Linked DNA regions of Homo sapiens: region 2 is linked to region 1. The links are chromatin loops, found by intact Hi-C in ENCODE. Cell type or tissue: heart right ventricle. All regions are shown on one strand. Each heading gives the region's core, and the rest is flanking DNA. Links, peaks and the distances in the headings are about the cores only.

The links. A loop is a pair of places that touch in the nucleus more often than their neighbours do. Peaks named below come from ENCODE experiments on the same cell type or tissue, not always from the same donor. Only the 100,000 strongest peaks of a DNase experiment are listed, where the experiment ranks them.
Region 2: a loop joins it to region 1, with 2.3 times the contacts of the local background. A loop is called at or near these places in 1 of 110 quality-filtered maps.

Annotation. Positions count from the first base shown.
Region 1 is chr18:69,119,171-69,135,860 of GRCh38, forward strand. No RefSeq gene overlaps it. Among named protein-coding and RNA genes, the nearest start is that of DOK6, 270 kb to the right of the region's middle. In heart right ventricle, for the core only: no CTCF peak of the experiment used is centred there; a DNase peak (open chromatin) is centred at 8,885.
Region 2 is chr18:69,165,583-69,182,272 of GRCh38, forward strand. It overlaps LOC107985134 (a long non-coding RNA gene), which reads left to right. Exons shown (of 2, transcript XR_001753488.1): 2 at 1-1,107. Among named protein-coding and RNA genes, the nearest start is that of DOK6, 230 kb to the right of the region's middle. In heart right ventricle, for the core only: no CTCF peak of the experiment used is centred there; no DNase peak of the experiment used is centred there.

The DNA.
Region 1 (16,690 bases), core at 5,126-13,125:
TAAACATTCCTTTTTCTCCACAAATTCACAACCGTTTGCTATTTTTTTGACATTTTAATAGCCATCATGACTGGTATGAGGTGGTTTCTCATTGTGGTTTTGATTTGCATTTCTCTAATGATCAGTAACGTTCAGCTTTTTTCATATGTTTGTTGGCTGCATGTACAACTTCTTTTGAAAAGTGTTCATGTCCTTTCCCCACTTTGTAATGTTTTTTTCTTTTTTGGTAAATTTAATTTCTTTATACATGCTGAACTTTAGACCTTTTTTCAGATGGATAGTTTGCTAAAATTTTCTCCCATTCTGTAGGTCACTTGATAGTTTCCTTTGGTGTGCAGAAGCTCTTCAGTTTAATTAGATACCATTTGTCAATTCTTGCTTCTGTTGCAATTGCTTTTGGCATCTTCATCATGAAATCTTTGCCCGTGCCTATGTCTTAAATGATAATGCCTAGGTTTTCTTCTAGGATCTTTACGGTTTGGGGTTTTACATTTAAGTATTTAATTAATCTTGAGGTGATTTTTATATATGGTGTAACGAAGGGGTCCAGTTTCAATCATCTGCATTTGGCTAGCCAGTTATCCCAGCAGAATTTATTGAATAGGGAATTTATTTTTGCATCATTTATTTTTGTCAAGTTTGTCAAAGATCAGATAGCTGTAGGTGTGTGGCTTTATTTCTAGGTTCTCTATTCTGTTCTTCTGTTCCATATGCCCGTTTTTGTACCAGTACTATGTTGTTTTGGTTACCGTAGCCCTGTAGTATAGTTTGAAACATGATGTCTCCAGCTTTGTTCTTTTCGCTTAGGATTGTCTTGGCTATTCAGGCTCTTTTTCGCTTCCATATGAATTTTAAAATAATTTTTTTCTAGTTCTGTGAAGAATATCAATGATAGTTTAATAAGAACTGCATTTAATCTACAAATTCCTTTGGGCAGTATGGCCATCTTCACAGTATTGATTCTTCCTATTCATAAGCCTGTTACATTTTTATATTTGTTTGTATCATATCTGATTTCTTTGAGCAGTATTTTGTAGTTCTCCTTGTAGGGAAACTTTCACCCCCTAGTTAGCTATATTTCTAGGTATTTTATATTCTTTTTGTGGCAATTGCAAATGGGATTTCATTCCTGATTTGGCTTTTTTTTTTTTTTTTTTTCAGGCAATGCCTTTGCAGTTTTTGAGGTTTTTAAGCTTCCCTGCTCTTGTAGCTTTTTCCCAGATATTTCTACTTATTTTGTTTGAGATACAAATTAACAAAATAATTTTAGCATACACACATTTAGAAGTGACCAAGACAGATTTTTTTTAAGTTACCTGTAGTTATGATGATGATCTGTTGCACAGCAAAGAAGGCCAAGGTGAAGTCTGAAACATTTAAAAATGACTCAATAATCTCTGGCTTTCGAGATAAATTTTTGATAAATATGTTAGCCAGTTTCCCTCATGTTTTAAGGAAATGTATCATGAAAGATGCGGAGAAACTTCATCCTAGTTTGCACATTGCAAATTAATTGCTAGGTTATTTTTAAAACAATGAATGAAAGAATCAGGAAACCAAGAGAGTTACATGTGAAAGAATAAATTGCCTGTGCTTGCTGTGTGTGTGACAGAAAGTGAGGGTCATATACCTGTCACACACACATTTACCTGACTTCATAGGCCTCTTTTTCTTAAAACATATATGTGTGTGTATGTATGCATTCTTGAAATATGTATATATATATATACACACACACACATATAGTTTTTAATTTTTAGCAGAACTGAGACATTCCCATCCTCCCACCCAAGTCATGTTAAGAGGGAGAGACAGAAATGGATCAGTCTCCGTGTGCCTGATCTAATCACAGCTTTCTGCTCTCAAAATAACTTGCCTCTCTCTTTTATCTTAAGATTGTTGGTGATGTCATGCAATTGCTTTTTCTTTTTCAGTGGAGTGAAAAAGAGCACAAGTTATAGAGACTGAAAAACATCTCATCTCTTTGTTCCCACTTTTATTGTAATTATATATGAATTTTCGCTTAGCAATATATGATAGCTTGAAAATATTCCACAAAATTCCTGACCTTTCATAAAGAGATGGAGTCTGATTTTCCCCTCCTTATATATGGACTGGACTTAATGCCTCATTCCTAAGAGAGAGAATAGCTTGGATATGTATTCTTGTGAGGCTTGTGAGGCTAGATTAAAAAGGATGGTAACGTTTCACCTGACTCACTCTCTTTTGGGACATACAACTTCGGAGCTCTTAGTCACCAAGTAAGGTGTCCAGCTAGTCGGAAGCCATCTTGTTGGAGAAATCATGAGACCAAATCCTCTGAAGACAGAGAGACCCAAGCAGCCTAGCTACTCAGCTATAGATACCGGCTCCTCACCATCAGCTACCAGACATCAAATTCCTGAGCAAGTGAGAAACACCTGAGGGACTGAGCTTTAGACAATTGCAACCCTCAGTCTCCACACCTTCTAATGGAGGCATCAGATGTGATGGAGCAGAGACTGTTAACCCTTCTGCACCCACCTTGAATTTTTGACTTAGGGAATCTGAGAAAAATTAATGTTTTTTTATGTCATTAATTTATGGTCCATTATTTTGTAGCCATGGGAAGACAACAGGCTAGCTCAGGCCATGATACCACATATTAGTGACAATTGACAAATCCACCATTTGTAGATGGAGGAAAGTTTGTTACATGACAAAGGACTTTGCTATACAACCAATATCACAAGTTTCTTAGATATATCCCTTAAAGTATATAATGTTACTTGATATCTTAAAGAACTTTCAGTCTCTCATTTAATAAAGTGCTTACTTGCTAACATATTACTTTTCAAATTTTTAAACAAATATGTTCATTTGTTTACTAGAATGAATGCTAAAATTTGAAAGTCTTCTTTGTTTAGGCAATTATTTCCATGCAGTAGGAAAAAATAATCAAAATTTTTAGAAATCATTTATGACAGATTTTTGCTATTAATAAATATAAACATGATATAGCAGTATAAAATAAAATAGTCACCATTTGTGCTAATTTATTTATTTAAAAGTACTGACTTTGTTAATATCCTCTGAGTAAAAATGTCTTGACTGTAAACAACAGATGAGTAAATTCCTCTCTGCAGACTCAAACCACAGGTAGGAACATTTCATTTTCCTTAAATTTTTAGCACCACTGGTGGTAAATATGAATATATATTTACATAGTTTATTATATAATATTACTTTCTAAATTAATTTTAAATGTAATTATCTCTTTCACTAATTTCAAATTAATAGTCACAAAACATCTGAAAATACATTTCATTTGTCAACCATCTTCTTCATGACTAGATATTTAATCAAAGAGAGCACATGTATAGCAAAATGGATGAATTTGAATTTGTCTGCTATTTCTTCTGGGTATTTGTTTCCATAGCCTTTGTCTCCTGGACCCCACAGTGGTCATGGGCTCTAGCAGAAAGTGACTAATGGAGGAAACTTGGGAGGAAAGGTCTTACGAAGCTGATGAAGCACATGACAAACCTCTTAGTAAATAAGGTTTTGACTATTCCAAACACAAAATGGATTACACATAAGAAACCTCAAATATTCTATGTATAAGAACAATTCTGCATTTAGTAGTACCATTTTCCTTATTAAGAATTTTACCAGCTGGGTGCAGTGCCTCACACCTGTAATCTCAGCAATGTGAGAGGTCAAGGGGGGTGAACCTCTTGCGCCCAGGAGTTCGAGACCATCCTGTGCAACATAGCAAAACCCCATCTCTACGAAAAATTAGCCAGGCATATCGATCCACACCTGTAGTCCCAGTCTATCAGGAGGCTGATGCAGGAGTACCACATGAGCCCAGGAGGTTGAGGCTGCAGTGAGCCTTGTCCGTGCCACTGTACTCCATTCCTGGGCAACGGGAACGAGACCCTGTCTCAATTATTTTTTTAATTTTGCCTTGGATGTTTATTTGTTATATATTACTTGCTTCTGTAATTCTATCAAAACATGAAGATTACTTTTCTTTCAAGGTTATTAGTCTTTACTTCAACATTATATAGCTAATAAATATAAGTATTTCAATGTCCTGCCAAATGATGCCTTTAAACCTTACCACTTCTCAAATATTCCCAATGATTTGTCACACTTTTGCATTTATATTCTTGTAGAGAAAATTAAGTTGTAGCCTTTGAAGTGAATGAAAACACTATAACTCATTTATGAAAAATGAATTTAGTCCCTTTTCTTACACTTGTATCCAATGCACTTTTTTATATTATCTGTTTAACATCGTGTATACAACTCCATGGCAAAAGTTTCACTAAATGCATTGTAATTACTACACCCTTAAATTTTATAAAAGAAGCTAGTACAAATAGGGTTGTGTTGCTCTTTGAAATCATGCTAAGAGGAAGTTGTGATGCAAAAGACTATATGTGGGTGTTATAAGGCACCCACCAGATGATTTATGAGGCACCCACATATAGCCTTTTGCTTCACAACTTCCTCCTAGCATGATTTCACAGTCCCTCAGTTACAGCAGCACTATTTCTCAGTTTACTTGCCTCAGAATATGGTAGAGTTTTATAGAAGTGGCATTATAAAGACAGCTTTCTGTTCTTTCTCAGCATGTAACACATTGCAGGCCAATGGGTGTCCAAGGTATTACAACAAGCTCCATGATGATTTCTTCCCATATTTCTAGATATTTTAGGTATGGATGGAAATTCTCTCTAGGATTATCTGAACACCCCTAATTGAGCAATGTGCCACTCTGTTTAGACAATGGTTCTATAATATGTGTATAAGTTTGGAAAAGAGAACTTTTAGGATCTACAGGCTGAGTTGTCCCTCTAAATGCAACCAACTACCAAACTACTACCCTGGTAAATAGCTCATATCATCGAATACTATTCAATTGTCACATTGAAAGATCCATCAAAGCTTAATAAAGACCAACAAATGAATAAATGAATAAATAAGCAAACCAACCAATAAATAACTGAATGAATATATATATATGTGTATATATATATATGTGTGTATATATATATATATATATATAAATTTATCTATAGACACACTATGTTCTATGATGTGAAACGTTTAGACAGAGAATTTAAAGTCAAGTTCTAGCTCTCCTCATTCCTGGCACTAATGTTTGGAAGAAGCAACTTAATTTCAGTGATATTCTGGTCTCCCCATCTGAAAAGAAAACAACAGCAAAAGAATCGACCCCATATGTCTGTTATCAATATTAAATGAGAATATCCTTGTTAAAAAGCACCACATTGAATCTATAGAATTAATGAACTATATACCTTTAGTCTTACACTAGATGGTGCCAATAAGGCCCTAAGCACTTCAGCTATTAGGGGTCTCACACTGGCGTGCACTTCAAAAAAAAAATGTGGCCACTTCTTTATTTGTGGTCTGTTAGTGCTTAAACCAAGAGAATACTTTTTATTTTCTAGTGACGATGTGTCATGTATAATTGGATTTGAGGCTTGCCAAAATTGAGCGTCTGCCATGTAAACCTACAGAAGTTATACTTGACTCTGATGATAAGCTCAAAGAATTCATTTTTCCAAATGCCATTAGAATGTAAGATGCTAATTAAGCCAGACTTTTCACGTTATCCCTAGTTCTTTACAGGAGGCACGCTGATATTGATCTCAGGGATGTATTATCTATTTACCATAAAGTCCTCCTAAATAAATAAATGTTATCTACAGGGTTTTGCTGGGTCCCCAACTGCCCACCTTGAAAATTCAGTAAAATTGCTTTTTGCAAGTGCACAGACCTCTTTTTGTATGTCATAAAACATAGGTCAAATAGCCATGTTTCATATTTATGACATATGTACGAATTGACTACATTGTTGTAGCTTATAATATAATAAGGAAGTATTATTATACTGTTACATGTACTTGTGCATTCATATTGCATCTTATAATTATGACTGTAGACACTTTTATTCAATCATCTGTGAACCTCAGAAGAGCTAAGCAGGGCACTCCTACTCAGCATCTACACAGCAGGACTTCTCTTGGCTCTATCACCTCATCATTTAAAGTATGATTCTCATAGTAGCAGCTTCTGTAGCACCTGTGAGCTTGTTAGAAATGCATTCTTCACTTAAGATTTATTCAATCAAAATCTGCATTTTAACAAAATCACCAGATGGTGCTTATTAATGTTTAAGGAGTGCTGTTCGAGTACTTACTTCAGTTTCAGATCAGCTCCTCATGATTTCTGTGGTTATAGGAATGGAAGCATTCTGCACTCCCGTGTGTATTGCAGCACTATTCACAATAGCCAGTATGTGGATTCAATCTAAGTGTCCATCAACAGAGGAATGGATAAAGAAAATGTGGCACATATGCACAATGGAATATTATTCAGCCATAAAAGTAATGAAATCCTGTCATCTGCAACAACATGAATGGAACTGGAAGACTTTATGTTAAGTGAAATGAGCTAGGCACAGAAAGACAAATTTTGCATGTTCTCACTCTTGTGTGGGAGGAAAAAACTAAAACAATTGAACTCATATAGATAGAGAGTGGAACAATGGTTACCAGAGGCTGGGAAGTATACCTGGGAGGAGGGAATGAAATGAGGATAGTTAATGGATGCAATATATATAATTAGATGGAATAAATATAATCTAATATTTGATAGCACAAAAGATTGACTATAGTCAACAATAATTTATTTCGTCTTTTAAAATAAGTAAAAGAGTGGACTTATTTGGAATGCTGTCAACACAAAGAAATGATAAATGCTTGAGATGATGAAAACCCCAATTACCCTGAGGTGATTATTACATATTGTATATCTGTATAAAAGCATCACATGTATGTCATATATATATATATATACACATATTATGTAACTATAAATATTAAGAATATATTTTTTAAAAATTACCATTAAGTAGTAAAATAATCAAGGGATGACTTCAATTGATTTCAACTACTGATGATCAATGTTGCTATGTGTGTATGTGTATGTATGTGTGTGTGTGTGTGTGTGTGTGTGTGTGTGTGTGTGTATTTCTTCACCCAATAAAAACTACAAAAGTTATTTTTCTGAAAAGTCCCTTCTGGAAGTCCCAGGAGGGACATTGAGAGAAATTAAGAAATTCAAAGATTTAAAGACACATTCTCGCTGATGGTTGATAGAGCCCAAAATCTCTAGTCTTATGCTTTGATGACTAAATTCTGCTATTACATCTATTAACTTTTTAAGCAATCAGAGGATTATTGAATTTCATACACTCATATAGGTAAGTATTTAGTTATAGACATAAATTTATAGGCATATACATATGTGTGTTTATACATACATGTATACATACACATATACATTTAAAATAAATATTGTTCTAAAAGAGTAACTGAGGTTGTCAGTGAGTGGTACTATTCAAGACTATTTTTCTTTATGTCATTTGCATTTCTGAAGCTACATTTTGTAATCAGGAAAAATAAAAAGATTTTCTTATTTGAAAAATATACTTGATCTTTGATAACAACTTATTAATGTACATGTAGAAAAATATCCAAACTATGAGAAAGCTCATGTAACATTTTATTTGATAGGTGGCTAAAACACAAAATGTATTTAAAAATGAACTTATTTTATTCATCTAAAATTTAATGAGGGCATTTCCAGAAATTGTTTGTTTGATTTTTTTAAGGAAAACAAGTTACATCTGACATTTTGTAAGCTATTTATTTATTAAAATCATGATAATGTTTCCATAAAAAATATTGCAATCATGGTTTAATGTAACAGTTAATTCAATGGAAAGATGATAAAGGTAACAAGGAGCTAAATAAATCCTTCTTAATAAATGTTATAAGATATTCTAAAGTTACAACTTATAAAATTGAATAGCTGGCCAATGCATCTTAAAAATTAAAAATTAAAGAATTAAAAAAACTTGTGAATATTCTGAGCATAAATACATACAATTCATTTTGATACACTAATAAAAACATAGAGGCAAAGAACATGAAAGACAGGTTTCCCTTGCGTGTTTATCAACAACTCAACCTAAACTGAGATCTGTACAATCCCAGCCCGGGAGTAAAGATTGATTATAAAACAAATGTTGTTTGAGCAGTTCATAAATATCTAGCATTTTTTTTAGAAAAAATGATCCATTATACCATAAATATGAACCTTTGGGATAAATATAATGGCGTATCCCCAGTTGACTGCCACCATCAAGGCCCCTGGGTTTATATGCTTCTTCACAAACTCCAAGGCAGTGTGGTAACCACTGTTTACCACTATAGACTGGGTTGCATTTCATTCTATGTAGGAAGATTCGTTATTATATATTATTACTGAAGAGTTTCTACCATTATGATGAAGGGTGTTTGGAGAAAAGACAGATTATTCAAAACCTACAGCTGTAAACAAACAAACAAGCAAACAAAAAAGCATGGGCCGTTCCATTGAGATCTCTGAAGGCTTTTAACACCAGACAAAGTGTCAAAATACCTATTATAAGAATGAAGTAGAAGATCATCCATGTGGAGACAAGCCAGGATAGACTGTAAGACTAGAGGATCAAATGATACATTACACTACCGATTCATCCAGGGAGTGTTTCCAGGTCAGAGAGTCCTAAAATAAGCCTACAAAGAAGGACTTGTGACAAAAAGACTATTCATCATGTAAACAAAAACTCATCCATCCATCCACATCCACCCACAGTGTCTCTTTATTTTAAAATTGAAGATGTCTTAGACTAATGTAATAAGAAAAAACGTATCATGAGTCTCAAACAGACTGAATGAGAATGTGAAGGAACAACATCTGGTAGTTAACAGATAAGCACATTATCACTTTGTGTTTCTGCATCTGGACATGCCAAGTGGTGGAGAGCCAGATGTTTGCATAAGGGCAGTGGGAAGTCATGTGTTTCTGACTTGTTTTAAAGCACTTTCACATCTGTGTATTTTAGGTGTTGTGATTTTTTAAAAATCCTTTTCAAATGATGTCTAGATTCTAACAAATAATCATGCAAGAGAGGGTAAATGCCTATTTGCATTTCTTTTTTCCCAACTGGGACCAAAATTGTAAGTCAATTGGAGCTAGTGTTTAAGCAGACTGTGCCCAGTTCAAGCCAAACCACGCACTATAAACTATTCCCATGCTTGTCTTAATCTTTAGTCCCATGCAGCTTACAGTTTAGCAACAGTTTCTTGTAACTCAAGCCACCCTTTAAGAATTTATGGTACGATTTAAGCCTCTTCATTCTATCCCTTTAGACTTTATCATATTTCTTCTTAGAATTGAATAGATTTGTGTTAAAATTTATACTTTACAAAGCAGATAGTTATAGGTGTATGTGTGTTTGTGTGTGTGGGGGTGTGTGTGTTTGCAATAATGACAAAGTAAGTTACATCCCTTATTACATTCCAGGCATTCTGAGAAAAAGAAAAGATTTAAGGCACAGGGAATGTGCTGCCACAAATATTTCAACAGATGCAATATTAATAGATGATAGTAAATTTTACTATTTGGCTCCAAAACTCAGAACTAGAACAACTTACTGCAAATGTCAGAGAATCTACTTAATGAGAAAGCGTATTCTCATAACGCTGTTCGTAGTGCAATGAGCCTAGAATCATCGCAAACATTCAATTTGAGGCTGAAGGGACAAAAAAAAAAAGAAAATCTCTACATATATTCACTGCCCCATCCAGACACTGAAAGGAGACATCCACCATAATTCTGTTGTGCTTTTTTTACTCACTGTGATGATTCTTCCACGCATGTTGTATTAGTTTCCTACAGCTGTTGTGTCAGTTCTGGGTTAGTTTCTAATGAAACAAAATGAGGGAAATAGTGAAAATATCAAAATAATTAATGGCATAAAACAACAGAATGTATTGTCTCACAGTTCAACAGTGAAGTCCTCTTTACTCTTCCCTTTTTCTCTCTTCAAGGGGAGGGGAGGAGCCTCTCCCCTCCAGTCTCTCCGGCAAGCTGTGCTGTGTTTGGGGGATGAGAGTGCAACTACCTTTGTGGCCACCCCAGCTGGTGTCTCACTAGGTCGTGTGCACCTCAAGTCTACAGGTTCAAGCCCAACACAGCACCAGGACTTGCCCAATAATTGCAGTCCATTTAACAGACTACCTTTTAAGTTTATTTAAGTCCCCAAGCCCTTTAGCCCATGGAGGCGGGGCTTGCTGGAACTCAGGTTTTGATTGCTAGGAGGGACCATCCCCTTCTGGCTGTGGCCCGTCTAAATTCTCCCTTTGTGGGCTTTAGCTGAGTTATCCCCAGTGTGGCTTTCTGCTGTGACAGAGCTGCACTGAGTTCCAATCCAAAGTCCCATAATCACTGTGCGTCCCTCCCCTGAGTGCACAGATTCTCTCTCCATGCTATGTGGCCACCACCAGGGAAAAGGATGGGGTGGTGTAAAGAATTCAAAACTGTCTTTTCTACCCTCTTCAGGGCCTCTTTCAATGATTTGAAGTTAAAGCTAGGTACTTTGATTGCTCACCTGATTTTTGGTTCCTATGAAGGTGATTAGTTGTCTAGAGGGGACAACTGAAGGCTTCTATTCAGCCATCTTTCTCCACCTTTTCTCTCCATGATAATTTATTCCTGACAAATTTTTTGCATCTTATGTTTGTGGAATGAAACTCTAGAAACTAGAGCATCTCGTGGATCTTTATCAAAATGTGTGCAGAGTTCATATTTATTTTGACAGTTGTTGCTATAGCCAAACAGACTTAATTAGCCTGTATTTAGTCATTAACTTGTGTTTTTTTTAATGTTCATGCCAACGATATAATTACTTTTTAAAGTTAAAATAACATTTTGAATTTAGAATCTTCAATTCTCTTAAAAAAATCCTTACTAGAAAGTCCCAGCTAAATGAGTAAATTACACAATATAGAGCCTGGACGAGCAATCCAAAATGTTGAAGTGTAAACTCTGTGTTTGTCTCAACGTCGTTTGCAAAATCTTGTAGGAATTAATTACAGCTTTCAATCATGGGACAATGGCATCAACCACAATCAGAACTACTTTTCCATTATAAATATAAGATATTAATATTTAAAATATTAAATGTCTAAAGCATTACAAATCATTACTTTAGCCATTTATTTTTAATGTTGTGCTATTTTAATATCAATATTACTATTTTATAGCACATACAATACAAATGTCAATCCAAAGAACTAGTTCAAATGAATCAGAGACTTCCATTCTAAATTCTATCTTTAAAGGATATTTACATTTGAAAATGTTTGATAGTGTTTTTAAAGGAAGATTGATTTAATTTATTAATAAAGGTGTTTTTTATAGTAAGTCATGTGATCACTTGGTTTTTTTATATGCTGTCTGTTAAAGTATAGTTACGAAAAATCATTTTTTAAAAACAACAACTTAAAAGTTTGAGGAATCCCAGCTTATCTCCTAGAAAATTGATATTAAATCAACAGACTTTTATAAATATTGATCAAAACTTGTATAAACTTCTTAATTTTTACTTCAGATTTAAACTACAATAAGAGATGCTTATCTTATAAAAAACCATTTCTATTAACGCCCATAATTCCAGTCCTCGCACACCGAATCTCTTACATATACAGCTGAGGTTCAACAAAAATAATGATGATCAATTCTTTATCATTTTGACTTTCAAATCCAATTTAAGGGTCAGCCAGAATTAACTTTTCCTATTTTCTAAGAGTAAATATAGCTGAGTATTTTATCTCAATATTGATTTTAATTTTTAATTAAAGTTTCAATAGTTCAATCAAAATTTTAATCGTAATTTCACTTTTGCTTTTATTACATTTTTTTGCTGCTTAGGTGCTCTTTTGTTAATGTTTAGAATTTTAAATGGGAGCATACACAGGGAAAAACATAAAATAAAAATATTCAGTTTAACAGATTAGCAAATAGACAACACCTTAATCACACTACCCAGATCAACAAGTAGAATATAGCTCTTAGCCCAGCCCTACTGAACGCAGCACCTAAATTGCTGTGGGGCTCTTAATTCTAGAGTGATCAATTCCTTGCTTCTTCTTACAATATTATCTTTATATTTATATTAGTATATATCCCTAACTATTTTTGTTTTAAACTTTATACAAATATGAATGAAACTGGATATATTAGGTATTCCTTCCGTTCAGTATTGTTTAGAGATGCATCCTTTGCTGTATGTAACTATAATTCTTTCATTTATTTTGCTATGTAGCATCCCCACAAATGATTATATCACACAAATTTATGCTACAGTTGATGCTATTTGATTTGCTCAGGTTTGGGGCTTACTATATGTTATGAGTGTTCCCATACATGTCTCTTCACTCACATATGCACGAATTTCTGTTGGATATACACCAACAAGGCAAACTAAGAGGTCATTGGTGTGGAAATATTTAACACTGGTAAACAAAGTTAAACAGTTCTCCAACTCACGGCATGAGAGCTACCATTATGCCACATTTGCACATACTCTTGCTATCACCAATCATTTTATTAATACTTAAAGTTAGCCATTCTGGTGTTTTTGTGATGCTCTCTCATTGTGATTTATAACAATTTCCCAATTTTGTAATGAGGTTGAGCAAATTTTTAAATATTTCATATATTTATTGGGCATTTCATTATATTTTTTAAAATGTCATTTTGGGCCTGGCACCGTGGCTTACGCCTGTAATCCTAATACTTTGGGAGGCCAAGGGCGGATAATGAGGTCAGGAGTTCGAGACCAGCCTGGCCAACATGGTGAAACCCAGTCTCTACTAAAAATACACAAATTAGCTGAGTGTGGTGGCGCATGCCTGTAATCCCAGCTACTCGGAAGGCTGAGGCACAACAATCGCTTGAACCCAGGAGGCGGAGATTGCAGTGAGCCGAGATTGTGCCATTGCACTCCAGCCTGGTGACAAAGGGAGACTCCATCTCAAAAAAAAAAAAAAAAAAAAATCATGTTAAGTTTTCTGTTTTTCTAATGTCTCACATCACTTTCTTATTAATATGTAGGAGGAATTTTGTTGTTTTGCTTTTTGTTTTTTAATTTAATTGTAAACATTTCCTCCCACTCTGTAGCTTGAATTTTAATGCTCTTTAATGAGAGTAAGTTACAGTCATTATGCACCTTCACTCATGAACATTTTAGTGTACGTGTGTGTCTCTATATTTGTATCTAGCTATAGATATGTCAGATGAAAAAAGGACATTGTCTGCCAACACCACAGTGCAGTTATCAGTTTCAGTAAATTTAACATTGATGAAAATATTATGTAATTCCTCATCCATGTTTAAATATCATTTATTGTCCCAATAATATCTTTTATTGAAAACTTGTGTCCTGACTTGGAATTCAACACATCCAATATGTAATGGGCATGTCTACATAGTCACCCTTACTCTAGAATTTTGCTTGATCATCTTGACTTTTTTAAATATTGTAATTGCTCCACAGGTTCTTGTCTGCTGCACAGATAAAACCAAGTCACTGAGACAGTGATTTTGCGGTAGAGAAATAATTTCATAATCTCAGAGCTAGCTGAGCAGAAAGATGGGAGTAATTATTCAAATCAGCCTCCCCAAAAGCTCAGAGGATCAGCTTTTACAAGAATAGTTTGGTGGGGAGGCAGGGTTGTAGAGAATGGGAAATGTTGGCGGTTGGGTTGGGGATAAACTCACAGTGGGTAAAAACTGTCTTCTTTCACTAAGTCACTTCCTGAGTGGGGTCACAAGAACAGATGAACCAGTTACTTGGATTGGATTACTTGTCCAAGTGGTGTCAGCTGGCTCTTCAGAATGAAGGGTCTGGAAAGTAACTCGAACACAATCTTAGGTTTTACAATAGTGATATTATCTATAGCAGAAATTGGGGAAGTTACAAGTCTCATAACCTTTAATTACATAACTCCTGAACCGTAATTTTAACTCTGTGGCAAATTTGTTGGTTTTACAAAGGCAGTTACTGTCCCTGAGCAAGGAGGGGGTTAGTTTTGGGAAGGGGCTGTTATCATATTTATAAAAATAGTTAAACTCATCTGGGCACAGTGGCTCATGCCTGTAATCCTAGCACTTTGGAAGGCCGAGGCAGGCGGATCACTTGAGGTCAGGAATTCAAGACCAGTCTGGTCAACATAGTGAGACCCTATCTCTACAAAAAATGCAAAAATTAGCTGGGTGTGGTGGCACACACCTGTAGTCCCAGCTACTCGGGAGGCTGAGGCATGAGGATTGTCTGAACCTGGGAGGTGGAGGTTGCAGTGAGCTGAGATCGCACAACTGCATTCAGCCTGGGTGATGGAGTGAGACGCTCTCTCTCTCACACACACACAAAAAAAAAACAAACAAGCAAACAAACAAAAACAGTTAAACTAGAAACTAAACTCCCCCCATAGTTAGTTTAGCCTACTCCAGGAGTGAAAAACAGCAGCTTGGAGGTTAAAAGCAAGATAGAGTCTGTTAGATGTGATTTATTTCACTTTAATAACATTTCTATGTCAGATTTCTCTCACCATCATAATTTTCACAAAAGCAGTTTCAATATTATAGGAGAGTTATTTATTAAGTGCTCCAGAATTTGAATCATTATTAAATTCAAGTTACACATTTTTGGCATGGATACAACTCAAATGATAGTGTGTCCTTCTTGGTACATGGTATCAGGAGGTATATGATGTCCATTTGTCCCAGTCTTGGTAATGATAGATTTGATCGTTTGTTAAGATGTTGTAAACTGGGTTTCTTCTCCTTTAAATTATTATTTTTACATTTTAGTTAATAAATAATATCTAGGGAGATAGGTTCAATCTATCTAAGTATTCTGTTTCTCATCAAAATTTTAGCTATTAGTGTAATTATTCAGTAACTATTTTCTAATTCTATCACTCCTTCTATACAATGTTATTCATTGGCACTCTAAGGATTTTTTTTTATTTTCTCCCCATGGAGGGCATAAAGTCATTTTTATATTTCTCAAAGACTGAAAAATTATTTTCCAAAATGGCTGTACAATTTTGTACTTCCTCCAGCAATGTATGGCAGCTTCAGTTGCTGAACATTCTTATTAAAATGTGATATTATGATTCTTTTATTCATTTTAGCCCTTCTAGTGCTGGAAAAGTAATATCTCATGAGATGGTTATATCTGCTATTATACTTGCCCATTAATTTGTTAATTGTGAGTATTGTAATTTTCAGTTCTAATATTTCCAGTTAATGCATTTGCCATTCTGTAACGTCTTAATGGTTTCCATATTTTTGTTGAAATTTGTAACTCTCAATTCTTTTGCAACTTGTAAGGTTGTTGTATGGTGAAACCTCTACTATCTGAATCCTTGCAAATCTATTTTATTTGTCTGTTGTTTATGTGCCTTCTTATTTTTTTAAATTTTTTATCATTTACTTATTGTTTATGTGTCCTTCTTTGAACAATTTATACAAAAATTCTAGAAACAATTTGAGGCTTACAATCACGTTTACTTCTCCTTCAGAATGTTTTCTAAGCTATTTTATTGACAAGGCAAGAATTACCTCATTTAGTTCTTCTTTTACACTTTATTTGTCTTGCTCTTTTGCTCAGGTTTGACTGCAGCTATTCGCTGCTATTCACTGCTAATCTCAGCTATTTGCTGAAACGTCTGCCTCCTGGGCTCAAAGGATCCTCGTACCTCAGCTCCCAAGTAGCTGGGACTACAGGCACGCAACACCATGCCCAGCTTATTGGCTTATTTTATTTTATTTTATTTTATTTTATTTTATTTTATTTTATTTTATATAGACAGGGTTTTGTCATGTTGCCTAGGCTGGTCTCAAACTTCTGGGCTCAAGCAACCCACCCACCTCAGTCTCCCAAAGTGCTGAGATTACAGGCTTGAGCCAATGTGCCCTCATCCTTTTACACTTTCAAGAAAAATGGAAGAAATGCTATTTTTTTTGTCTATATACATTTATATTACTGGAAACACCATGATGTCAAAGATATTGGCACACCACATTGGGGATAAAATAAATTTTTATTTTTTTAATTAATTTTATTTTTTATTTTAAGTTCCGGGGTACAGGTGCAGGATGTGCAGGTTTGTTACATAGGTAAATGTGTGCCATGGTGGTTTGCTGCACCTATCCACCCATCACTTAGGTATCAAGCCCAGCATGCATTAGCTATTTTTCCTAATGTTCTCCCCGTTCTCCTCAGCCCTTGACAGGCCCAGTGTGTGTTGTTCCCCTCCCTGTGTCCATATGTTCTCATTGTTCAGCTCCCACTTATAAGTGAGAACTTGTGGTATTTGGTTTTCTGTTCCTATGTTAGTTTGCTAAGGATAATGGCTTCCAGCTCTATCCATGTCCCTGCAAAGGACATTATTTCTTTCCTTTTTATGGCCATATAGTATTTCATTGTGTATATGTACCATATTTTCTTTATCCAGTCTATCACTGATGGGCATTTAGGTTGATTCCATGTCTTTGCTATTGTGAGTAGTTTGCTATTGTGAGCAGTTTTGCAATGAACATAGATGTGCGTGTATCTTTGTACTAGAAAGATTTATATTCCTTTGGGTATATACCCAATAATGGGATTGCTGGGTCAAGTGGTATTTCTAGTTCCAGATCTTTAAGGAATTGCCACACCATCTTCCACAATGGTTGAACTAATTTGCATTCCTACCAACAGTGTAAAAGT
Region 2 (16,690 bases), core at 4,811-12,810, 46 kb after region 1:
CTTTTTCTGGGGCAGTAATAGTATAGTGCACTTTATATGCATTAGTCAAATATCTGTTCTTTTTAATAATATGAAACATGGCTAATGTCTTAAAAAATACTCATGTGAGAAAACCCTCGACTCTTTCAGAAAGAGGTTGACATATACACACAACGTGCATATGATACATTTACTTATTTATTCAAAAGTACTTATTAAATGCTAATTCCAGGCCAGTGATTATTGTAATTACTCAACAGACAGAGAAGTTCTCTGCTTCTGAGGAGTTTACAATTTGGTGTGCAAGACTGTGTGGTGGAGATAATCTGTGATTTATCTGTTTTTGCTGAAACTGCAAAACAATCAGCTTCTGGATGCCAAGCATCTCCTCACACCATCTCCCCAGGCCTTGCTGTAGGCATACACCTAGCTAGCCTTTCTAAAAATATATTTTAATTGATCTATGTTAAAAAAATCTTTAGTTTCTTTCTTTCATGCACTGACCAAAATCCAAACATTGTTATTCTGGATTTAAGACCTTTTCAAATCTCATTACAATTTACCTGTCCTCTGACTACCTTCCTTTCCAGCCTGTTACCTACATCCCTTTCTTTATAGTACATACCACCATCAGACATTACTTTATTTATCAGAATGAGGCTTTTAAGGACATAGTCTTGGTTTATGTTTTTCTTCTCACCACTTCCCAGTAACTAGGACAGGATTAGACAGTTAGGTAAGGCTCTATCAATGTGCCACAACTAAAACTTACCCTCCAGGTGGCTAACTGTTGTTTTTGAAAGCACTTTATACGTTTCCATCTGAACTTTGTGTACGTTCTGTCTGCCTGGAAAGCATTTCCAGCAATTCTCACCTCGTTGTTTGTAGTGAATTGTTCAAACTCCTTGTCTGCTTTCTATCTCCTGCCTGTACACTGACTGATACAGGTGGGTAATGAAGATTTTTCCTCAAAAACGATGGTTTTCAAGATTGGATTAAGTGGAGATAAGGTTTGTTAGCTAACTCGTATAGCTATTTCTCATTAAATAGTGTTTCTCTTGCACGTTTTTACTCAGAAACTCTCACCAAACAAAAACCCTTCCTTCATTTTTTTTGTATGATCTTACCTGATCAAACTTATCAGTCTCATATATAAGTTGGGTTTCAATTGTCAGTTATAGAACAGTGACATGTCACTCAGAATTTACCTTATTCTCTAGAACCCTGGTGTGGTCAATTGATAGGTGTGTATAACAATCCACAAAAATATGTCTAATCCACTGTGTGCCTGACATAAAGTTCTATACCAATGGGATGCTAGCATTTAACAAGCATGCTTCAAAAATTTATCACTAGGAAGAGTTAAGAACTCCTGCTTCAGTGATCAGAAACAAGTCCACCACCTGTACTTTTGGTGGTGGCAAAGGATATCCCATTCTCTTCCATGTCAGGCTAATCTTGACTTAATGTAACCCCCCTGGGGTGAATTCCATGCACACTTCTAGACTGTTTCTTCTAGAAAAACTGTGTCTGTTTTTTCTTGGAGCTGTTGAGTGCTGCCGCTCTCTTATGTTCCCTTGGTCTCTGGGCTGCATGGTGGTGGTGGTGAGGGTGGATTGGCGGCAGGTCATGGGGAGCCCCCGGCCTGTTGTTTCAATACCTGAGCAATGGATGATGTGCTCTCGCTGTAGCCACACCACCTTTTAATTTAGGACATTTAGACATCTAAGTCACCTTGTGGGCCTTCCTCTAATTTTCTCAGCATCTTTCTTGTTCATGCTTCCCACAGCTGTGAAAGTGGCCATAAATTTCCACAGTTTCCGCCTCTCTTCTGAGTTAGGGGTTCCCTTTCCCTCTTTTATTAGAGAACTACCTCTTACCAGGCTCTGTGCAGGTAGAGGAGAAGCAGTTTGCAGGGGAGAAGCAGCGTGCAGGGGAGAAGCGTGCAGGAAAGAAGCAGTGTGCAGGGAAGACACGATGTGCGATAGTAACTTTTGGTGAATCAATTCCCGGGAGCTCTTTTTAGAACCATTTCTGATTTTTTAAACCTTCACTCTCAATCCCATTGTCACTAGACTTCCAAACTATATGTTAGAAGTGGCAGGTTTTTTAATATATATATATTTTTTCCGTGTAGTAGACTAAGAAAGAGGCAGTGTCACTTGTTAATCCTGAGCCCACCCAACAAAACACAGCACGCTCACTTCATTCCTTTTCTCCACACGCCCTGATATCAAATGAGGTGAAGACTTGAGGCTCAGGCAGATTCTGACATTGGCTGGAAACTTCTTAGAACTCTTTTTCAAATAAAATGATGATGTTTTTTGAGCCCCATTAATTCATGCATTGTGAAAAGATATTTGTTCAGGTTAGTTCTGCTTAAGAACTTCTTTTAGAGTTTTACATCTTGGAATCAACAGACTGGAGAGAGGACTTTATAAATTGTAATGTAGCATGGACATTATCCTTTAGTTAATAAACTAGTTTTATTTTTTAAAAATTTTTATATTGCATTCATACCAAAGAGCTGATGGTTATTTTTATTAAGAATTGCTTAGGATGAGATGAAAAGCACAGATAATGGAATTCTTGACACGAGTTGATGCCAGTAAAGGGAGAGCATGTAAAACACCCAAGAGGAAGTTCTTCTGTAGAGAGAAGTTTTATTTTTAACATCATATTTACAGCTGGCAGAAGATTAATAGTAAATAACTGTCAACCAAGCTAGGATGAAAATGCGCCACTAAGGAGGCAAAATACCATATGTCTTCCAATATTCAGGAACTATAATGACATTAGAAGAGTGATTAAGGTGCCACCACACAGCATCCAGGTGTAACATGGCATATGGTACACTTCCTGGCTCACTGTGCATCTCAATGTTCTTGTAGCTAAATAAACTTTTATTGCCACTTTTATGTATGTCTAAATATGGATTTATTGTTTAAGTAAACTTTCAGTATTATAATGAATCCATTACTACTTATTTCATTACTGACCATTACAATGAAATTATTTTAAAGGATGTACAGAAAAAGATATGAATAAATGTTTAAAAGTAATCCTAATAGCTAAAATTATTTGAACTTTTTCTGTTAGTCACTATTCTAATTGCTGTAAAAGTATAAACACACTGGTCCGCAGCTATATTTAATAAGTAAAAGAGTTAAAATTCAAATTCTGATATTCCTCCTTATAAAGACCATGATCTTTCTATTGCTGTTCTCTTGCTAGAGTTCTCACCAGATCTGGTTGTTTAAAAGCCTGTGGCACCTCCCCACTCTCACTTTCTTCCTCCTGCTTTGGCAGTGTAAGACTTGCTGTTTCCCCTTTGCCTTCTGCCACGATTGTAAGTTTTCTGAGGCCTTCCCAGAAGCAGAGGCTGCTATGCTTCCTGTACAACCTGCAGAACCATCAGCAAATTAAACCTCTTCTTTTTATAAATTATTCAATCTCAGGTATTTCTTTATAGCAATGCAAGAACAGACTAACATATATTACTCTAATCGGGTAAATTATTTTGTTTAGACAAAAATGCAACTAAATTGTTACAATTAAATTAATTTATATTAGTAAAATAGTTCTTTGATTGCATTTCTAATTAATTTACCTTGACTGCAGAGAAAAGTCCTTATCTTTTTTCCAATGTTTTCACTTTTTGATGAAAGTTTGAGCTTTGTTTACTCTATAAGAGTGATTAAAATATACATAAAGCCAACTTTGGGAATATGTGAATAATTTCTCCTTGCGTGTCTTCTGAAAATGACATTTTTTTTTTATTTTGAGCAGCAGAATTATGCCTCACCATGTGGCCTTAATTTGAGATTATATTATTAAATGTAGCATGGGAGATGAAATATAAAGTGGAGCTTGTATGATTTCTAACCTCCCTTCTGATAACAGCAGCAGGGAGCTATTGAGCAATCTTATTTTAAAGTATATGTTTGCAGGGGAAATAAGACTTCAATCCTCTCTCTCTATAGGCCAACTCTACATAGGCAAGCAGATAGATTGTATCAGTTTTATCACTGTAGTTTTTTTTTTTCCAATTTATAGAATTGCACTCTGTTATAGTCATACATAATAAATCAGAGAGCTCTCCTTAGAAACATTTTCCATGGATCCTTATGTTTTTTTCCGCTAGGTTAGAAGCATGCTTTTTATAATTCTTGAAATAGTACTATTTAAGAGAATAACATAACCTTGCCTCTGAATATGCACATGATTATTTGATTTTAAGATAAGGATATGCATTGGATTAAGTATTAGCATGCATTTGAATGTATTATTAGACATGCATTGATCACTAATTTGTCACTATTATTCAGTGTAACATACTCAGCTTGTGTCTAAAGGTATATTGGTTTGATTTTAAGATTTTCAAAGAATTTTATTGACCCTGTACCATTCACCGATCTTTTAGAAAGCGTAAGGAATTTTGATAGATAACATAGTTTTTTCAAAGATGAGCGAAGGCAGAGCTGATTTAAAATAAAATACAACTGCTTGTTGCTGCTTTACTTTGTAGAAGGTACAATTGGATGTAAATATCCCTAATTAGTAGCTATAAATATCTGCTTCTGTTACGATAATGTCTTAATATCATCTTTTTTGTTTTAATTGTGATTGCACAGATAAAAACACATAGAGACTAATATAGCAGACAGCCATATAATGATAACCCTAATTTAACCACTATAATGTATACTCTCATATATTTTCATCTATTAGGAAAAGTTTGCCAAGATCGTGTCACTGCATTCCAACCTGGGTGGCAGAATGAGACTCTGTCTCAAGAAAAACAAAAACAAACAAACAAAAAATGAAAGAAAAGAAAAACAGAAAAGCTTTGCAGATGTACTGCAGAGATTCCCACCCAATTATTTTGATTTCCATCTTATGTCTTCTATCTTTTACCTGAGATGCTGAGTGAATATGTTTCTCTCCATTTGGGATTTTATACATATTTTACAAACATGCTTTCCTAAAAAAATACATGTTGTTACTGGTACTTATATAGGCACTAGCAAACAGGTACTGCCCAATTTTTGCAACATATTGGTATTCACTTAAAATTGTATATTTGAAGTTAACTGATTTAGATAAGTGCACTTTTTCTTTCTGTCTTTCTTTTTGTTTAATCCATTGTTTGACGATACCAAATGTATTTATCTATTCTTCCATCGATGAATGTTTGAATTTTCTCTACATTTTTTGCTACTAAAAACAATGCTGGTTGAAGTTATTTGTGCAGCTTAAAACAGGCTAAGCCATTTTCTCAAGGGTATATTTTTTCTTTTCTCCTTTGTGTTTTTTGTTTTGGTTTGGTTTTTGAGACATATTCTCACTCTGTCACCCAGACCGGAGTGCAAAGGCACAACCATGGCTCAAGTAGCCTCAACCTCCTGTGCCCAAGAGATCCTCCCCACTCAGCCTCCCTAGTAGCTGAGACTACAGGCACATACTACTACGCATGGCTGACTTTTGTATTTTTTTTTGTACAGATGAGATTTCACCATGTTGCTCAAGGGGTAAGTTTTTTTCCAATTCTGAAATTCCTGGGTTATAAACTTATCACTTTCTGATTCTAAAGCTTCTAAGTCTTATGATAAAGAGGTATGCAACTTTGACCTTCATAGTATAGTCTCTTCTGTGCCATTAACAAATAAATAAATGAATAGTGAATTCCTAAAAACCTCCTAGTAGAAAGATTATAACTTTTTCAGGTAAATTATAAATTGTTCCATTCTGTGACTGCAGTGAAGGCTATTTCTCCTTTAAAAATTTCCTTTCCTCTTGACTCATAAATGAATAAAAACTAGTTAGGTTTGTTGAAGTGTAATGGACCCAACCTGCAATCTAACTAATGAGAATTTTGTTGCTGTTTTTAATATTGCAATGCTCCTAATGCTTCTTTCTGACATGACTTTTACAAGCAGTTGCTTTACTGTGCTTACCCTACATGGGTAAAAGACAAAAAAAAAAAAAAAATACAAAGAGGAGAAAACAGAAACAGCTTTTTCTAAGATTCGGTTTCCATCTACCAAAAACTGTTTGGACCCTTTACCTGAATACGTGAGCAAGTTTGACATGTGAGAGTTAGACCTGTCTAAATTATGCCTAACATCTTCAATAAATGATGTTTTGAGCTATAACATTTAAAAGTATAAGATATAAATAACTGATTTGAAAATTAAATGTTTTTGATGATTAAAATCCTGAAAAGACATTGAATACATGATAAATAACAGTATCACTTTTACCAAATTATGTTTTATGTATTTTTCTGTCTCAATAAATATCATGCTAGTAAAGAATGCCAGAATAGTGTTCATAACAGTTATTTATTTGCCCATTCCATTGTCACGTATAGCTTATATTTAAGCCTAACAATTAAAAAAAAAAAAGACAAGCATTTGAGATGGTTAATTTTATGTGTCAACATGACTAGGCCATTTGGTCAAACACAGTCTAGATGTTGCTGAGAAGGTATTTTTTAGACACAATTAGCATGTAAATCGGTAGACTTTGAGCAAAGCAAACTACCCTCCAAAATGTGGGTGAGCCTCATTCAATCAGTTAAAAAATGTAAGAGGTGAAAACGGAAGTTTCCAGAGCAAGAATCAATTCTGCCTCAAGACTACAGCATGGAAACCCTGCCCAAGCTTTCAGCCTGTGGATTTATGACTCAGGATTGTAACATCAACTCTTTCCTGAATTTCCAGTATGTTGGTCTGCTTGCTCAATAAGAAAATTCCTTTAAAATTTCTGTCCCTCTCTCTCTGCATATATATTTGTGTGTGTGCACACAAACAACATGGCACTGTTACAGAAACAGACACATACAAAAATAGGCCAATAGAACATAATAGAAAACCTGGAAAGAAAGCCACACATCTACAACCATCTCATCTTCAATGAAGCTGACAAAAGAAAGCAATGGGGAAAGACTCTGCAGTCACTAAATGATGCTGTGATAACTGGCTAGCCATACGCAGAAGAATGAAACTGGACCCCTACCTCACACCATATACAAAAATTTACAAATGATAGATTAACTATTTAAATCTAAGACCTCAAACTGTAAGAACCTTAGAATATAACCTAGGAAATACTATTCTGGAGATCAACCCTGGCAAAGAGTTTATGACGAAGTCCTCCAAAGCAAGTATAACAAAAACAAAAATTAACAAGTGGGGCCTAATTAAACTAAAGAGCTTTTGCACAGCAAAAAACAAAAAAAAACAAACAAACAAAAAAAAAAAAACCATCACAGAGTAAATAGACAATGCACAGGCACAGAATGGGGGAAAATATTTGCAAACTCTGCATCTGACAAATGTCTAACATTCAGAATCTATAAGGAACTTAACAAGCAAAAAAACATATAACCCCATTAAAAAGTGGGCAAAAGACATGAACAGACATTTCTCAAGAGCAGACATAAGGTGGTCAGCAGACATATGAAAAAATGTTCAACATCTCTAATGATCAGAGAAATGCAAATCAAAACCACAATGAGATAGCATCTCACAGCAATCAGAATGGCTATTATTAAAAAGACAAAAAATAACTAACAGATGTTGGTGAGGCTGCAGAGAAAAGGGAACACTTATACACTTTTGTTTGGAATTTACATTAGTTCAGTCACTGTGGAAAGCAGTTCAGCGTTTTCTCAAAGAACTTAAAACAGAACTACCATTTGACCTAGCAATCCCATTACTTGGTATACACCCAAAGGAAAATAGATCATTATACCAAAGGACACATGCACCTGTAGAGTCATTGCTGCACTATTCACATTAGCAAAGGCATGGAATTAAACTAGGTGCCCACTAACAGTGGATTGGATAAATAAAATGTGGTACATGTACACCATGGAATACTATGCAGCCATAAAAATAAGTGAAATCACACCCTTTGCATAAATATGGATGCAGCTGAAGGTTATTATCCTAAGCAAATGAGCAGGAACAGAAAATCAAATACCTCATGTTCTCACTTATAAGTGGGAGCTAATCATTGGGTACGTATAGACATGAAGATGGAAACAATAGACTCTGAGGACTAGTAGAAGGATAAGAGGGGAGAGAGGGGAGGGTTGAAAAATGACCTATCAGTACTATTCTCACTACCTGGATTATAGGACCGTGCAGCATTGTGCAGTATATCCATGCAACTAACCTGCTTATATATTCCAGGAATCTAAAATAAAAACAAAAATTATTTTTATAATGTTATTATTTAGTAGCACAGATTGTTTTGATTAGGCAACAAACCAAGCCAGAAGTTTCAAGTTATTATCCATATTTTAACTGTGCTGACACATCTGGTACTTCAGCAACTGCATTTCAATTTACTAAATCAATCCCGTTCCTAGATATCTTTAAAAATGAAATTAAAATACCCAGATTTGCACATTAATTAATGCTCATCTAGGGATTACAATATGTATCCTTAAATTTTCACATTCTGCGTATAGTTAACATTGTATCACTTTCTAAGAGATGCAAGAACTTTGCAACCATGACGTTCTATTTATGTTTTTATGATATGGTTCTCATATATGATACATCTGCATGTGCCAAAGCCCCACAATACAATGCCATAATTTTTCTTTAAACTCTCTATATAGGCTAAATAAACTAAGAGACTTAAAAAGATGTTATATGTATAATAATATATATATAATCACATATTTGCCATTTTGAGCATACCTCAATGTCCAAGTTTATTATTTAGCTATGGCTATTTTATGAATGTTTGTTCCCTCTGAAACTCATGCGAAAACTTAATCTCCAATGTAACAGTATTTAGAGGTCAGGCCTTTAAGAGGTGATGGGTCATTACGGCTCTGCTCTCATGAATGGATTAACACATTTCATAGATTAATGGACTAATGGGTTATCACGGGAGTGGGTTAGTTATCACGAGAGTGGTTCATTATAAAAGCCATTTTGGCTCTCAGTGTACCCCTCCTAGCCTGTGATGCCCTCTGCCATGTTATGACACAGCACAAGGCTCTCACCAGGGGCCGACCAGACACGGCCCCTCAAGGTTGGAATGCCCAGCCTCCAGAACTATAAAATATAAATTTATTTTCTTTATAAATTATCCAGCCTCAGGGACTCAGAGCCATGGAAAACAGACTAAGATAGCTATAGAATAAATACTTTATTTTGCTTTTCTTGACAATGATTTGTCATATTTGTGTATCTGGCAATGTCTTCATTTCACCTTCATTTAAAGAATATTTTCAGCACATATAGAATCCCATGTTGACAATCCTCTTTAGTTTTCTTTCAGTATGTTAAAAAATGTAGTTACATTGCCTATTGGCTTCCATTTATTCTCATAATAAGTTTGCAATAATTTGTATGCCTGCCCTCTATGTTTTTCTCTACTATTACAAAGACCAGTATCACTGGTGTTCAGTAGTTTGACCGAAATGTTGCTAGGTGTGAGTTTGTGTTGCGGGGCGGGAGACACTAGAGTTATTCTACTTGAGTTCTGCTGAGCTTCTTGAATATATATGATTTTCATTCACCAAATTTTGGAAATCTTTGCACATATTCTGTCAATTTTTTTTTCTGATTAACTTTCTTATTTTAGTATGTGACTAGTTTACGTACGTGTTAGATCTATTGATATTGCTCCACAAGTCTGTGATGCTCTGTTCATGTTTCACTCTGTTTTCAGTTGGATGGTGATGATAATGACAACATAGCTTTCAGTTTTCAACTGTTTCTTATGTGATTTCAGAACTGCTGTTAACTTTAGCAGTTTTTTTCAGATACATAATTTTTCAGTTCTATTATAAAATATCTATATTTCATTTTAATACTTCCCATTTCTCTTCTGAGTTTTCCTATATTTTCATGCACTTTATGCATCTTTTTCTTTACACTCTTAAGTATAGTTACGATATGACCACGTTATAGAAACTTGTGTCTGCTAATTCCACTATCGGCATCCTCTTATGGTTGGTCTTGCTTGTTTGTTCTCTTGAGTATAAGTCTTCTATTCCTGGTGCTCTTATGATTAGTGATTTTGAATTCTGTTGTGAACATTGTGAATGACACATGATAGAAACTCTGAATAAAGTTCTTTTATTCTGAAGGAAAGGCTTATCAAAGTACTGCTTAAATTTTAGCCGGAAGTTAACTTGCTGTAACACAAATTTAAATTTCTAGGCCTTCAGAAAGTAGCATCTGAAGTCTCTTCACATTTTCTTTGGCCTCATTCTAATAAGCACATGTGCAGTTCAAGGGTCAGCCAGAGAATTGGGCAGATTTTATGTACGGAATTTGAGCACCCACTTAGTGGCTGCTTTCCAGAATATTCTAAGCTGTTTTGCTCATGACAAACCCTGTCCTTTGTGTTTCTCAGCCAGCAAAATGATTTCCAGAATATTCTAAGCTGCTGTGTTCATGAAAAACCCTGTCCTTTGTATTTCTCAGCCTGCAAAATGATTGGTTTCTATCAGATTTCAGTCCTTCACAGTGCTGCCCTGGGCCTGCCGTCAGGTGGAAAACCTTAACAACCGTAAAAGATCTCAGTGTCACATTTTCCAATTGTGGACCCTTCTCCACTTTCTGCCCAACTTTGATCACTCTCCGTTGCCTTTGATAGCTGGTGTGCGTGTGTGTGTATGTGTGTGTGTGTGTGTGTTTGCATTTCATTTTATTCAGAGTATTAGTTTGGTGCAAACGTAATTGCGGTGTTCACCGTTACTTTTAATGGCGAACACCGCAATTACTTTTGCATCAACCTAAATATATAGTTGTTACCTGCAAAAGAGTTAGTTCTTTATGAGGCATTCCACTATTACTGGAAATCTAGCGGAAGCTGTTTATTATGCAGATTATTTTAGCCTTTCTTGCTTCTTCTAGTTTTCCTATCCTTATGTTACTGAGTTCTGCAAATCAAAAGAAAATCTGGTTGCTAACCAGCAAGCAAGAATCGCTTCTCCTCAGGTGAAGACTGCAAGCATTTTGCTCACCATTTTATTTTATCTTTCTCATAAAGTTATATCAAATCCCACATAACATCTCTTAATCAGCCATATGAACTCAGGCTCACCAATTTGTAATTATAGAATAAAAGTAAATGATTTTTAACTTGATTTTATAAGTTCCAACAGACACATACTTTTTAAAAAGTAGCTCCCTTAAATATCCCTGAGTAATTTCAGAGGTTTCTAGAACACTGCATCGCCTGGGTTCCTAGAATTTCTTCTGGACGCTGTGCTGCTTTTCAGATTGTGACTCTAATGTAATTGCAGCTCTCTTTTCTGCTGATAGCTCCTGCTAGGAACTGAATGTTTGTGTTCCTCCAAAATTCATGTAATGTAATGAAAATTTATGCATTCCCCATGGGATGGTATTTGGAGACGAAACTTTGGGAGGTAATTCTATTTAGATGAAGTCATGATTGTGAGGTCCTAATAATGTCATTGTTGCTCTTATAAGAAGGGACACTAGGTCATTCATTCTCATTCTCTCTTTATCTTCTCTCTCTCTCTCTCTGTCTCTCTTTCTCTCTCTCCTCCCACACCCACCACTTTCTGCCATGGGAGGATATAGCAAGAAGGCAGGCGTCTCTAAGCCAGGAACAGGGTCCTCACTGGGGACCTGAATCAGTGAGCTTACTGGTGTTGGACTCCTCATGCAAACTGTGCAAAACAAATTCCTGTTGTTTAAGTTACCTGGTCTATGGGATTTTGTTATGACGGCCTGAGCTGACTAAGACAACTCCTTCAGCCTCAGAGAGAGGCTGGAACTAGGGAAAAGCAACTGAAGTATTTGCTTCAGTTATAGAATTTAAGAATGAGCCCAAATCTCAGTAATCTATGTAAATAAGATGTTACTACCACATTTTAAAAATATATTAAAATTAATACAAAAATCATTGATAAACAAATATTATAAATATATATAAAGAAAAGATCATTCACAGTGCCAGGCTGAGCCATATTGGAGCTTGTGGCAAAAGGAAAAATGTATATTCCTATTGCAGTTTTTACATACCTTTTTTAAAAAAAATTTTATAATGGCTTTTTGAGATATAATTCACATATCATGCAATTTACCCATCTAAAGTGTACAATTCAATTTGCAGATATGTGTGGCATCCCCTCAGTCAATTTTAAAATATGTTCCAAAGAAACCTCACACCCTTTAGCTAGCATCCTCTAATCCCCCTATTTCCCACAGTCCAAAGCAACCAGGAACCTGCTTGCTGTCTCTCTAGATATGCCTACTATGGACCTTTCATATAAATGGGATCACATGATATACAGTCATTTGTGGTGAGCGTCTTTCAGTTAGCACAATATTTTCAAAATAAACACTTATTGTAGCATGAATCAGCACTTTTTTCCTTTTTAAGCCAAGAAATTTTCCATTGTATAGGTATACCATATTTTGTTTATCCATTCATCACTTGATGGGCATTTGGGTTAGTTCTACCTTTTGGCTATTATAAATACTGCTGCTGTAAATATTAATGTAAATGTTTTTTTGTTTGTTTGTTTGTTTGTTTCTGTGGACAGATGTTTTCAATTCCCTTAGGTTTACTTAGTGTTGAATTAATTGCTGGGTCACATGGAAATTGTTTAACCAATGGAGAAAATACAAACTTCTATGAAGTGGTATAATTTTATATTCCCACCAGCAGTGTATGACTGTTTTAATTTCTTCACATTCTTGCCAACAGCTGTTAATACCTTACTTTTAAAAATTATTATAATTATCCTAGTAAATGGAAAGTGGTATTACATTCTGGTTTTAGTTTTGTATTTTCCCGATGACTAATGATGTCAAGCGTCTTTTAAAGTGCTTAATGGGTATTTATGTAGCTTCTTTGGAGAAATCTCTTTTCATACCCTGAGCCACGGGGTTTGTTTTTGTTTTCATTTTGTCTTTGTATTATTCACTGGTAAGATTTCTTTATATATCCTTTATATGTGTCTCTTATCAGATACATGATTTGCAAATATGTTCTCTCCTGTGAGTTTTCATTTTCTTGACAGTGTCCTTTCGAGCTCCTTGTGAAGAAAATCTAGAAAGAAATTCTCTCAATTTTTTCTTTATAAGGGGATGTCTAATTTCACCTTTATTTTTGAAAGATAGTTTGCTGGATACAGAATTGTTGGTTGCTAGGTTTTTGTTCCTTTGAGCGCATAGAATGTTAGTCCACACTCTTCTGGCCTTCATTATTTCTGATGAGAAGTGAGCTGCTAATCATATGTGGTTCCTTTGTAAGTGGTGGGTTATTTTTCTCTTGCTACTTTGAATATTTTCTCTTTGACTTTCAGCTTTACTATGATACATCTATTTTTGGATTTTTGCATTTATTCTCTAGTAATTTGCTGAGATTCCTAATTTGTAGATGGTTTTACAATAGTTTGGGAAGTTTCCAGGCATTATTTCATTTTTCTTTCTGCTTCTTTCTCTCACTTTTCCTTCTACTATTCCCATTAATGTTGGTGCACTTAATGGAGCCCCACATTTTTCTAAGATGATGTTAATTTTTCATTGTTCTCCTTTTTTTCTGTTCTTCATATTGCATAATGTCTATGTTCAGATTGGCTTATTCTTTATTCTGCCAGGTCAAATCTACTGTTAAATCTTCCAGTGAGTTTTTATTGCAGGTATTACACTTTCCAATGCCAGAAATTCCATTTGGTTCTTTCTATTTGATGTGACATTATCATACATTCCCTTATTTCTTTACTTATAGATTCCTTTATGTCTTTGAATGTATTTATAATGACTACTTTGAACTCTTTGTTAAGTCTGACATCTGGTTGCTTTCCAAGGCAATTTCTCTTGCCTGCTTTTTCCCCTCAGTGTATAGGCCATAATTTTCTGTTTCTTTTCACGTCTCTTATTTGTTGTTGCTGTTGTTGGAAAACGCTTGTTTTAGATATTGCATCGTAGCAATTCTAGGTACTGGCTACCTCACATCCAGGGCATATTACTGTTCTTTGCTTTATTACTGTTTTAGTAACTGGCTGAATTATTTTAGTAAAGTCTATGCCCCCTCTTCCACTTTCCATAGAGTGAAGCTTCTCATGTTGCTCCTTGGGTTGTGGGGGGCAGCCTTGGTTATGCCCCCAGTCACCTTAGGATTACAGTTGTTTTGACAGAGCTTTCTTTGACTCTCTTTTTCTGACAACACCCACCTGTTATGATCCACCAGTCCCAGCTGATATGTCTATTGATTTCAACCATGCCATAGGTTACAAACTAATCCAATCAAATCCAGTCTATTTTGAAGAGATAGTTTCTAAGGTCAGCATTTGAAATTTGTCTTCACTAGATGAGGGCTGTTTCTAGCTGTCTCTTTTCTGTTTTTCTCTGGCAAACTCGTTGGCCTACATACAGTTTGGTGTCTACCTGCAAAGAATCTATCAATCTACTTTAACTTGCCTTTCCCTCACAACTCCCATAAGTTTTTAAGAGTACCCTTAGGCTTGAACTTTTGTAAACATTTGCAAATGAGGTCATACCTTTTCAGTGTGTTCTGATGCTTGCTTTCCCCCTGGGCAAAATCTCTGAACTATGGCTCTGGTGATGTGGGGCATCGACCTGCTTCTCTCTGAGTGACATTTTTACTTTAGGAGCTAAAGACAGTGGATGGGGAAGCAGCAGCTTCAGGTTTGATTATCTCAGCACAGGAAACCCATCCCACAAGCCAGGACAAAAAGATTGTAGGCCAGAGTGTTCTCAAAAGTAATATGCCCAAGACTGAGCCTCTATCCCGCAAAGGGTTTGAGCTGAAAAAGGAAACCAACACCTTTGATCCACAATCACCAGAAGCTTAGCCTGAGCAACAGGGAGCTGAAGTATAAAGATAAATATAGGTGTCTTGCTCATCCTGGGATAATGGCACTCCCACTGAGTTCTTGGTTATACCAAACTAGAGGGAAGTTTCCATTTCATGACCTGTGAGAGAAGACAGAGCACAAATCTTGGTTCAAATACTACAGACTTTTCCATTTCTTACTGAGTTTTAGCAGATTTTCTTGTGCAAATATTCTTAATTTGCTGTGGGCCTTTATGGACATTTCCAGAGACTCTAAGTGGTTAGCTTTTTAAAAAGAATTTTCAGCCATTTTTCCAGGGTGTCTGTGAAGCTCCCCAAGCTGTTGTACTAAACCATATTTTTAAATGGGTATTTTTTTTCCAGAACATTGAAGATGTTTAAAAAAAGTTTTAAAAATTGAAAGTATACTGAAATACTGAATATTGAAAAGTTGAAAGATTAAATATTGATATGTGAATAACCCTCATTGTGTAGTGATTAATACATACAGAGAGTAGTGGTTCTACAAATAGAATGTATCATAATTTTAGCTTCCCATATTTAATGGAAACAAATAAATCAATAATAATTTTTAAATGTATTTGCTTGTCTTATTTTTACTTGAAGAACATCCTCTAAAATTTTGTGCCCAACATGGGTACTTTATTTGCCTCTATATAGTCTCACTCCTTCTCATGGAGGAAGAGCTGCTTTCTTTCTATCCTGGTCTCCATTGCTGTGTGCTAGTATGTCCAACCATTAATGTCCTGCCAAGTTGACCCTGCTGATGCTAAATAACTTCATTACCATGAGCCCAGAGGATGACTGTTCCAAAAACTGACTGATTTGCTGTTCTGCTCACTGTGTTTATGGCTGCTACACCATCTGCAGGCATAGGCAACACAAACCCAGACCCAGAGAGCCATACATAGTGCCAGAATTAAAGTCTTTCCTTGTCAGTGAACATACCACCCATTCATCTTCACCCTATAGAAAATAAGCTCTCCTTCTCTTCCTCCATTCTCGGTTCTTCCCCAAAAAGAACACTTTAAAGAAAAATGAAAGTAGTATTTTCAACTGCATGTTCTCACTTATAAGAGAGAGGTAAACAATGGGTACATATGGACAGACAGAGTGTAGTCTCCAGTAATAGACATTGGAGACTCCAAAAGGTGGGAAGGTGGGAAAGGGTGAGGGTTGAAAAACTACCTATTGGGTACAACGTTCACTATTCAGGTAATGGGTACATTGAAAGCCCAGGCTTCACAACTACACCATATATGCATGTAGGAAATCTGCACTTGTATCCCCTACAGAAAAAATAAAAGTTTTGAACTTAAAAAAAATAGTATTTTTATTGAACTTCATGAAAAAATCCTACTTCGAGCTAGTAGATATGCATGTTTTCAATAGTCCTAACAAGCAATTAGACCTACAGGGTATTTATAGTCAGCATTTTTACTTAAATCCTAAAAACAGTAGTCAAATATTTACTTTTGTCATATTAGTTACAATGTAATTGAATTAACTCTTTCCTTCTATTATATTATTATCCTACTTTTTCTCGTCACTGTAACTTTCACTGTATACAATTTTATATAGAGTATTAACTTTCAAATTGCTTGTGAAAATGTATACTTGTATACTTGTCCACTAATATACACATCTTTTTTTCACTAATTTATTCATTGGTCAGTCTATTATTTAAGTACTCATATATCAGTCTTTGCACCTATTTTCTTTACTAATTATTATTTTCCTTCCAATTTCTTTAACTTGCAATAGTAAAATCATATTTTACTGTTGGGAAGAAAATTAAATAAGATAATGTAAGTGATAATACAGTGAAACACAGTGAGTGGTCAATAAAAGTTTATTGTCTTCTGAGTGTATATAACAT